Regions from separate parts of the Homo sapiens genome. Here region 2 is linked to region 1. Evidence: chromatin contacts called from ENCODE Hi-C or POLR2A ChIA-PET data. All regions are on one chromosome and are shown on one strand. Each heading gives the region's core, a stretch centred on a gene start or an enhancer-like site at or near the end of the contact. The rest is flanking DNA. Distances are from core to core; before and after follow the strand shown.

Region 1 (5,126 bases), core at 1,597-4,096:
CTCATTGGAGGTTGTGAAGTTCAGTGAGGTGGTATTTTTAGCTTGAGAAGTCCAAATTCAGATATTTGGGTATTTCTCCCCCTCCCACCGTTTCCCCACCCGGTCCCCATTTTACTCTCTCTTTAACTCAACCCTTTGGGTTCTCTTTCTCCTTTTTCTCTCCCATTCTCGCTTCTGTTTTCTCTCTCCCCTTTACAGCGCCTCTCCCTTTTTCTGTCTCTTCTTTCCTCTTCTCTTCTCTCTCCTCTCATTTATTGTCTGATTCTATGTCAAGTTAATATAAAAGTAGCAAGTGGGAGACCCAGTACCCTCAGCAGACCCTCTCTCCACCGCGCGCAGGGCACTTTGGGGAGTTGTCTGTCGCTGCCAGGTTACCGGCCAGAGTGGTGGCTCTTGGTGCAGGGCATGCTGCTCTCGGAGGAGTTGGGGTCTGCGCGGGGTTGCGGGGCTTATTCAAATACCTCCCGCTGCTGCTGTGATTCGCAGGGACTCGGCCTCCATATGGTAATGCGGGGCGGGGGGTTGGGGGAGGCGCAGAAGGGAGGGGAGGGGAGGATGGGGGTGAGGGCGGGGTGGGAGGGGGCTCCGACACTGCGCGCTCGGCTGCCGGGCTGGGACAGAGCACCCGGACCCGCGGCGGCAGCGGCAGCGACGCTACCCACCCTCTTCCCCAACACCCACCTAGCCAGCGAGTCACCGAGCCACCGGCCCTCGGGGTAAGCCACAGCGCGCACACGGCAGCGACGGTGACGGTTCACACGCTTTGGGTTACTACCATGCGCCAATAAGGGAGATTAGAAACAGAAAAGGAGATTACAGAGAGATCAGAGATAAGAGGTGTACCTCTCTGTGTTCCTTGTCACATAGCGCGCGCGCGCACATACACACGCATCTGTACACACATGCATGCTCAGCCGTACACGCACGCGTTCCTTGCTACTGCCATCTAAATATATGCACCGACACTCTATGCCCTGCAACGTGGCCGGTGTGTTTGTCCTGATCCTACATAAAGGTAGGCAGGTATGTGGGAGAGTCCAGGCAGGAACAAACAGCCACGCGCAATTTAACTGCAGCCAAACTCAAAGAGACCTTGAGCCTGCCGAATTGTTTCACTCAGCCAGGTGCCCCCCAGAAACCGGCTATTCTGCAATCAGTTGTGGAATCCTGCAATTATTCATAAAATGTGCTGAAAATGTATTTTAGGAAACGTAATCTTGCTATATATGGCAAGGTAAAGGCGAACCTGAAGGATGAATGTGTTTCTGCTTTTTAATGTCATACGTGTAGCCATCTGACCACTTTTTATTGGGTGACATATCATATGAGCACTTTGGTGTAGGCTTGGAAAAACTACAGCCAGAGGTAAGGCTGGAAATTCCATAAGAGTTAAGGGTGCTGAAAATGGATGCTGGATAGTCCAGCATGAAAGATGGCATACCGCTTTAGGTTTGAAATAGGGGGAAATACATGTGAATATTTATACATGAAGGCCATTGGGGAGGGCTGAGTCTTGGCCTGAGTATCTGTGCAGGTAAGTCATTCATAAGAAAACTAATTACCTGTGCATGTACTTGGACTTGTTTAATTGAATAAGCTGCATGTGTGCATACTTGCTGTTCTTTCAGGGTTTGCAATTATAGATTGAGTCTTTTTTAAATGATAGCTTGGGGGAATTAAAAGGTGGAAAAAAGCCATCGTGCTGCATAGCTATATTGCCAAGAAAGAGAATCCGATCCTATAAACAAGATTACCATTGCTTGAAATCTAACTCAAGGCCTGTATATTTTAAGCCACATCAACTGGTTTAATATAGCCAATTGTTTTATTTGTGTATTTGCTTTCATTTCAAAGTCAGGAATCAAGGATGCTTTTCAGTCAAGATAATGTGCCTTGTTTCCAGCCATATTAAGATAAAAATGAAACTCAGTAAATTTTGAATGCAGCCAATAAGGTACAACATACAACATGGTTGAAAATGTCTTCCTTGCAGAAGGCTGTCCATTGCTGTGTCTACCCATTTTAAAATATATATATTTTTTTCAATAAGAAATGCTAGAAAGCAATAGGGCGGGGAATGCCGCACCTCTCAGGCAATCAGCACAAAAATTATTTAGAAATCTTTGGAATCACTTCACTTATACATACATTATCTCGAAAGCACTGGCCCCGAACTGTGTTTCTGCTAATATGAAGTTAATTAGACAATCAAACTTTGAGCCTTGAGCGATGGGCACTACAGCCCATCAAGGTATGTCAAGAAAGAAAAAAAAATGTGTATTTTCCTTTATGACCAAACCAGGAGGTTATACAGCTGGCATTGCATACATGACAGATGTGCATATTTGTAACCTTAAATAAACAGAAGCAGGGAGGTAACTGTGTATATTATCTAGCAAGAGACAGCAGCAGACACTCGCCAAAAAAGACAGAAAGGGACAAGAGAGACACATAGACATAATAAAATAACAACAATAAAAATCCTCCAAAAAAAAAAAGAGGGAAAGGGAACCAATAAAATGACAAAATCTGAAATTCTCGCAAATTAAAAAATGCAAATATACCTTTACATATGCATCAGTATTAAAAATAATACACGCTGGAACCAACAGGAGCGAGAGCAAGAAGAGGAGGAGGAGGTGGAGGAGAAGGAGGAGGAGGAGGAGAGGTGGAAGAGGAGGAGGAGGAGGAGGAGGAGGAGGAGGAGGAGGAGGAGGAGGAGGAGGAGGAGGAGGAGGAGGAAAGAATGGAGGCGCCGCGGAGCCCTGATTATGCATGGGCTGGAGCTGCCTCCTCTAACCTGTTCTTCTCCGAGCCGGGCAGCCGGCGGTCCTCAGCCGCCCACAGAACAGGAGCCGAAACAACCGTTCTCGAAGGCTACAGCGTTTATTTTTCTCTTTTGGGGGGTTTTGGCGGTTGTTTCAGGGGCTCGCCAACTGGCCCCTTTAATTAAAAGCTTCAATAAAAGGCGATCGCGCCAGGAATGCACCCGCTCCTCTTCGCGCAGGATTTGCATATTTTTTTAATGCCCTAATTTCCTTGATGTATGTAAATGTAGCCGGACGTAGAGGGAGACAGGGAGCTGACGTCAATGGACGTGACCTCGCAGCTAAACCTTGAACGTGAAGCCGGGATGGGGGAAAACACGGAGCGGCAGCCGGCGGAGCCCGAGAGCGCGGGCGGCGGCGGCAGTAGCCGAGCCCAGGCCGGGGTGCCAAGGGACCAGTGCCGGCCCCGGGGGAGGACAAGCCGCCGCCTTCTTTCTGCACCGCGCGGCTCTCAGACTCGCCAGCCTTCCGGCCGCACACGCAGACTCTTGCCCTGAGCTTCCAGCCCCACCACACACACGTTCTTTTGCTTCCCTCAGAAAAGCAACACTCCCCAAAACAACAAACCAAAATCAACAGATAAAACAGATGTTTTAGACCAATGCTCGGGTAGCTTATCAGAAAGAAGACTCTGACCACGGAACATATATATTTTTTGGCTTCTCTCCACAAGAAGAGGAGCGAGAGACCACAGACAACAGCAAATCACTCCTAAAACACGATAACTACAAGTGCTCCCTGTAGGGAGAGGTAAATCGCCCAGCCGACTGGTGAAGTCTTCTGGTTTCGGTACCTATTTACCTGTGCACTCATTATGCGCCTCGGCTTCATTAACGGCAGGATCATGAGCGCGCGTTTTAATGTGATGGGAGTGCTGTGTTGTGTGTGTGTGTGTATGTATGTATGTGTGTTGGGAGGTGCTTGCGCTAGTGAGCACCGAGGCAGGCGCTCTGAGCAGAGAGAGATCAGTCTTTCCATGGCCACGTCTGGGACTCATCTGCGGAGCCATCTAGGCCAGGGCTCCTAGATTGGGGTTCGACTTCACCCCATGTAAAAAGAGAGGCCAGCAAAGGCTTCCCCTGAACAGCCAGGTCCTTCCCATCGGATTGTTTGAGGAAGGAGGCTTGAAGTGTGAGCCATTCTGTAGCCGCCGCCTTGCCGGATTTGGCCTGGTGTTTTGCACTTGAAACTCAGCGGCCTCAGCGCGGAGGTAGTGCCTCTCCGAGACGCGGCCGAGGCCTTGTCATTCCCCTCCTTCCGCCCGCGGCAGCCCTGCGCGCCGGCGTGTGCGTGCCCGCGCACCGGACCGCTGGCACCTCCCTGTGCACATCCGCCCCCTCCTCTGCTCGCCCCCTCCTCTGGGGCAGCTAAGAAATGGTCCTCGGCCTCTTCTGGGCCGGAGGGCAGATCTACGAGCAGGCAAGAAAGGGGCGCCGGTGGCTGTGGTGGCGACTTCTCCGCTCTGCCCTCGGCCGCCAAGTGTGCCGTTTCATCGTTCCACCTCGCAGCCCCAGCTTTGTTTTCCTGACATGTTCGTGGCCATTGGGCCCCACGCCTGCGAGGGGAGTGTGTGCGTGTGCGCGGGGGTCGGGCGCGCGCGGCGGGTGGGGGCTCTCCCGCCAAGGACACGCATGGCTGTCTGTCCTCCGGCTGCACTTGGCGGGAAAGCTAGGGGCCGCCGGCGGGGCTGAGCGCCAGCGGCTGTCATTACCGCCTCCCTGCTCCCCGCGGGCTGCATTTACATACGGGCCACTCGTCTGAATTTTTACGGCACTCTTCCCCCTCCCGTACCCGGTCGCACGCGCGCAGGCTCGGAACTACCACCCCGGCACGCAGACACCCGCGCCCAGAATGCGGCCAGCCCCAGGCGCGCAAACAGGCCCACAGGGGCCGACGGCACTCGGCGGGACGGATTCCTGCACCGCCTCCCCGCACCCCCGTGCCCACACCCCTGACAGCCTCTCCGCTTGTGTTGCAGGAAGCCCACCTTCCCCTCGAAGCCCCCACCCTTCTCTGTCTGCATACTTCCACCCCCACCCTCCCACATCTCTCCGTCTCTCTTTCCGTGGAAGGCAGACGCGCGCGCGCGCGCGCACACACACACACACACACACACACACACACACCCGCTTTTTCTTCCTCCTCAAATAGATGACCCCTATGGCGCGTCCCTGGTACATTTAGAATACCTCTAGAGTTTAGAGAATAAAATTCTTTAGAATGCATTGCTTGTCTTTAGCTAAACACATTTAACAACCACGACACAAACGGGGAGGAGTGAAGAAGGGGGACTTGAAC
Region 2 (4,900 bases), core at 2,314-4,813, 170 kb after region 1:
TGGATATATGTGTATATATGTCTGTATATTTTTATATATATATATATATATTTAAAATACATATATAAAGGCATCTTTTGTCCAAAACTAAAGCAAAGTCATGGTGATGTGATGTTGCTTTTTGTCTATAACCAGCTCATAATAGATAAATGCATTTCTAATGATGAAGAGCTCAGGATGGGATGGAATCGGGGGGCAGGGGAAAGCATGTATTTATATGTATTTTAAAATATATATATAAAAATATAAAATACACACAAAAATGTGCATACTGGTTCTGCCTCTCTGGTTGAATCCTGACTGATACAATACCTCATCTTTAGCATATTTTTGTATCTCATGTTAGAGTTTGCTAAGGACTTCTGCGTGTTTATTAAGTCCTAGATGACAAAACTGGGGCCCAGAAACAGTAAGTGACCTAACCAATGCCATGTAGCCAGTTGGTGATCTAATCAAGACCTCAATTAAAGCTCAAGTTCCCCAGCCTGACAACATTGCTTATAATGTTAATGTTAACATTTCTAGTGTTATGTATAAAAAAGTTTAATAACAATAAATATACAAGTTAAAAGTACAATAAAACTTTTTTGGGGGTATAGGAAAAGCACAATAAAACTTTTTGGTGGGTACAGAAAAAAATGTATTACAATTTGGATTGAAATCGTAACTTCTCTTTATATTCCTGAAAATTATATAGAACTCCATTTTGGGGAGAGGATTGAAGTTTGTGATTAATTCCAATATTTATACAGAAAAATTTTTTAAAACCCAGAGAATTTAGCAATGGGTTTACCATTTTATATTATGATGCCTCCAGGGCTGGGTGTAGAGTGGCTAGGGAGGGCTGGGTGAGGAGAGATCTTAAAGAAGTAACAGATGTAAAGACCCAATAATAAACTAATACACCTGTGCAATAAGCATTCTATATTCTCTCATGTATTACTCAGATATAACAGTTCTAATTTAATCAACAGAAGATATCATGTCCCATCCTTGCTGCTCTCTAGAAGTATTTAATATCTCAATCACTGAAAGTCAGTATTGAAAGGCTTTAGTCTCTATCTATTATCTATCTATCTATCTATCTATCATCTATCTATCTATCTATCTATCTATCATCTATCTATCTATCTATATCTATCTATCTATCCAATTTTTTCCCCTTGGGAACAACAATAGGTATAAAATCCTAGGATAGGGGAAAATTTTGGAAGTAGTGATAGTTTTTATTTTTTAACTTTTAAAAAATATTTTTATTGTTATATCATAGTTGTACACATTTTGGAAGTTCATGTGATATTTTAATACATGTGTACAATGTATGATGATCAAATCAGGGTAACTAGGATATCCATCACCTCCGACAAGAGTAATTACTAAATTATAGGGTAAACGGCTAAAAACAATGCACTTAGCCTTAAGCATCAACATCTAACTATTCATTGTTTTTTTGTTTTTGTTTTTGTTTTTTTTCTCTTTTGGCCTTCACACAAACTGAGAAAGCCACAGCCCATGTAGAATGGAAATATAGTATTTTAAACCTTTTTTCTTCTGAATACAAAACCCACCTCTTCGCTGGGAAATTGCATTCCCATCCCAATCAGTCTTAGTGAAAACCACTGATTCAGGGTAATTTCCCAGGACATAGTGGGTGTTGTGGGAGTGACAGCCCACATAGAGGGAAAAACTGACTTAAGGAGGGCCTAGGAGGGTCCTCCCTCAGGATATCCTATACAAGCTTGTGGGGCAGAGGGCCATGCCTTCCTGTGTGGTGAAGCTATGGAAGGGTTGATGGTGGTTTACATCCATGTCTTCCAGAGTATGGGAAAAGACTGTCTGCAGTAGGAGTGAATAAACCTAAGTTGTAGAGAGATGCAGGGGAACGGGCCCGCTGAGAGGGAAGCCTGGTACTTCCAATGGGTGGCTCCAGCTATCCCTGAAGCCCTGGTGCTCCGGGGGGTAGCTAACTTTTGGATTACTCTAAACTTCATTTTGATGAGCAACCAAAGAGACTGGGGAATAAGGATTGGTGAAGTGCTCTATTTCTAGAGGCTTGTATTCCAAGATGTGTGTGAGAGTTTTGTCTGCTGGGGGGCCAGGCTAGTACCTGAGAAGTCTGGTCTGAGCTTGCATCTCTGTGGCCTGTGGAGACTTAACATGGAAAGGGATCATCCTGGTAGTTTATCCTTACACAAAATGGATTGGCCTGGGAGTGAAAACTAATTGTACTTGTAAAGTTTCAATTGTCTTTTCTTAAATAAAGGGGGGGTGGGGGCACGGTGCAAAAATTGGGGAAAACCGTGAAAGGGAAAAGCATTTTGAAAAATTTTTAAATGCCCCTTATTATTTTGTAGTTGCAGGATTTTGGTTTAATTTGAATCAGTTAACTCTCAGAGGACATCTGTAGCATTTAGAAAAGGATGGCTAATTTGCAGCAGATACGAGCTTTTGTGCAAAGGCAGAAAGATGTACTGTAACATATGATGCAGATCACTTTAGAGTAATTGAACCATGGCTTTTGCATGCTTTCGATCTTAAGCTTATCTCTATCTGAAGCCTGTAGAAAGTCTTTTTCCATTTACATAACAGGGCAAGAGATTATTACTACTAAAATTAGATCCACGAATTGCTATGCATAGTGCTTTGTAGCATAATCAAATTATGATAAAATAGCCTTTATTTCTTTATAGCTATATAATATAGTTAGGTTCTTTCACAATTTGTTTAGAAGTAAATGGGTGGCAGTACTATCTTATTATATTAAAACATTGCTGATTTTTGGCCAAATTGACAACCTTGCTTGATTGTTTTTTAGAGATGCTTATTTGAAGAATGGGGAGGAGCCTGACAAAGGCTAATATGTTTTCCTTTCTTGCCACTCCTCCCCCCAGCCTTTTTTTTTTAAATGTGAGCCACTGCTCGTAAGTTCTTCCTGCACATCCTTATCACTTACTGTGATAATACGATCCTGAGAAAATGGTTCCTGTTCATTTGATGTGACCAGATAAAGTCAAAAGCCTTATGCCCTGGAGAATCCTTAACTGTTTTCTCCCAGATTCTGAACAGGGCAAATCACAAAAACCTTGTCATCAGTTAAATTATTCTTGTAAAGATGTAAACATGGTAGGGGAGGGAAAACAAACTCAGAGAATCAAGGAAAAAAATGTGGCAGTGGGGGAAGAGAAGAAAATGGAAATTAAGACTTGCAATGGAGGAAAAAACAGCAGAAAGGAGAGAACAGAAAAAATACGACAAGGATATGGCTATGAGGGAAATGAAGGCTAGAGAGAGGGCAAAATATAAAACCAAGGGAAGCTTAAAACATGGTAAGAGCAGATTCCATCCCGTTTAAAGGCTCTGAAAGTTTCTTGATGGCTCTATTGAGCAGAACCCCCCACCCCCATCCCATTCTATATTATTGTTAATGCTAAAGGTAGCTGTAGCTGCAGAGGTGGCATTTCTTCTAATTTAATTTTCAGTTACTGAACTCAGTTACTGACTCTTTAGAGCCGGAGGGAGGATGAGCCTTTGTTAAAGCTGCAGCCGTTAACTTTCACTTTTCTTTTCAACCTCATTAGATTTCCTGAGGTTTAGTTCTAGACTTAAAGCACTGCACTGTGGCTAAACTATGTAAAATAACATTTTTGGTGAAAAGCAACACCTGCAAAAATGTCACACAAATTTCAACTTTAGTTGTACCCAGTGATGTCACCAAATGAAGTGCTAGTGCAGACGACACAAGTAATAGGGTATTAAATTTGTCACGGGCTTCATGGAAGCCACAGCCTGTGACTCCTTCATGGCATCCTGCAGTGCAATGATGAACCAGAAAAACTCCTTGTCTGGTGGCACCTTTATATTTGTGTTCAATGAGTAGCACACCCATGCAGACATAAGCCTCATTGAAGCAGGATTTAGAAGAGGCTGCTTCCCTGGTTTAGTCCACACAGGGCATCAAAATTCTGATTTAATTGGTATGGGTAACCTGTTTCCCATGTGTAGGGAGATTCTTGAACTCAGAATATTACAAAAATGACATTTTCTTGATTTCTTGAGAATGACTAAAGGCTGGAATGAGAACTACAGATGATTGACTCTGAACAATCAGGTACAATGATCTACAAAGTTTATACAATGCATGTGGTGATCAGTCTCTGCTGTCATGTCTTTCGGAGAAACATCTCTATGCTGGCCCAATCTGTGGATCCTGGGGTGGTGACCTCGTCCCAAATGGTCAGGGACAACCAGGGAGGCTTTACTGCCTCAGGACTCACTTTGCTGCTCAGAGAGTCTCTGTGCCTCTGGTCTCTATGACAAGCTGTTTTCTCTCCTCTGTTGTTGCATTCTGTTCTTTATGTGACATAGAAAGACATTTTAAAGCCACCTAAGTGGGACAAGTCCCTCCTGTGAAGGGTGGAAATCTAATTGGATCCACCGTCTCTTTGGTGCCTTGGCAGTGCCTATGCAACACCTTTAAATCTCCTGTAAGCAACGGTAACTTGGACGTACTGTGTAACCACTTCTTGTCCAATATCATGTACGTTTGCTTTTCTTGACATACTAGCTGTGTAAAAGTCACTCTAAAGGATACATAATGATATAGGAATTACTAAAGAAAAAGTTGGCTGGGTGGGTGGCTAAAATATTTTATATTTTATTATTCTCCATTAAAAAGGTAGTGAAATAAAATCAGATTTATTTGATAGAAATATGTACCAGATTTCATTTGGGCTTGTTCTAGAGGAGTATTTTCCACAAGATTTTTATTATTTTTTTTAAATTTTTTTAAATTTTAAGTACAATAGGAAATATATTTAAATCATGACCCATTTATTACAATGTACACAATTCTTACTAAGAAACCATGCGATGTGTTCTGATTGTTTCTATTCTATTTGTT

What was found. A loop is a pair of places that touch in the nucleus more often than their neighbours do. ChIA-PET counts read pairs that join two places held with the same protein, here RNA polymerase II (POLR2A). Pooled maps may share reads with other maps.
Region 2: a map of GM12878 shows a loop between it and region 1 (2.1-fold over the local background). The contact joins the enhancer-like site here to the promoter of MEF2C-AS2 in region 1. A Hi-C loop is called at or near these places in 6 of 168 maps with a recorded cell type or tissue (GM12878, OCI-LY7, PC-3 and 3 more), 17 of 37 single-sample maps with no recorded cell type and 15 of 50 pooled maps. POLR2A ChIA-PET finds 5 or more read pairs at or near these places in 7 of 52 experiments (A673, HEK293, HEK293T and 4 more).

The regions. Positions count from the first base shown.
Region 1 is chr5:88,673,938-88,679,063 of GRCh38, reverse strand. MEF2C-AS2 (MEF2C antisense RNA 2) reads right to left here and starts at 2,846. Exons shown (of 4, transcript NR_146284.1): 1 at 2,801-2,846. All of the region lies in intron 1 of MIR9-2HG (MIR9-2 host gene), which reads left to right. RefSeq lists enhancers at 2,772-3,337, 3,775-3,874.
Region 2 is chr5:88,501,219-88,506,118 of GRCh38, reverse strand. No RefSeq gene overlaps it. Among named protein-coding and RNA genes, the nearest start is that of LINC02060, 65 kb to the right of the region's middle. RefSeq lists enhancers at 3,719-3,828, 3,839-3,988. Within about 2 kb of position 3,563, at least 5 of the 41 ENCODE cell types and tissues checked have a DNase peak (open chromatin) inside an H3K27ac peak, as active enhancers do; they include GM12878, where a contact is called at or near this core.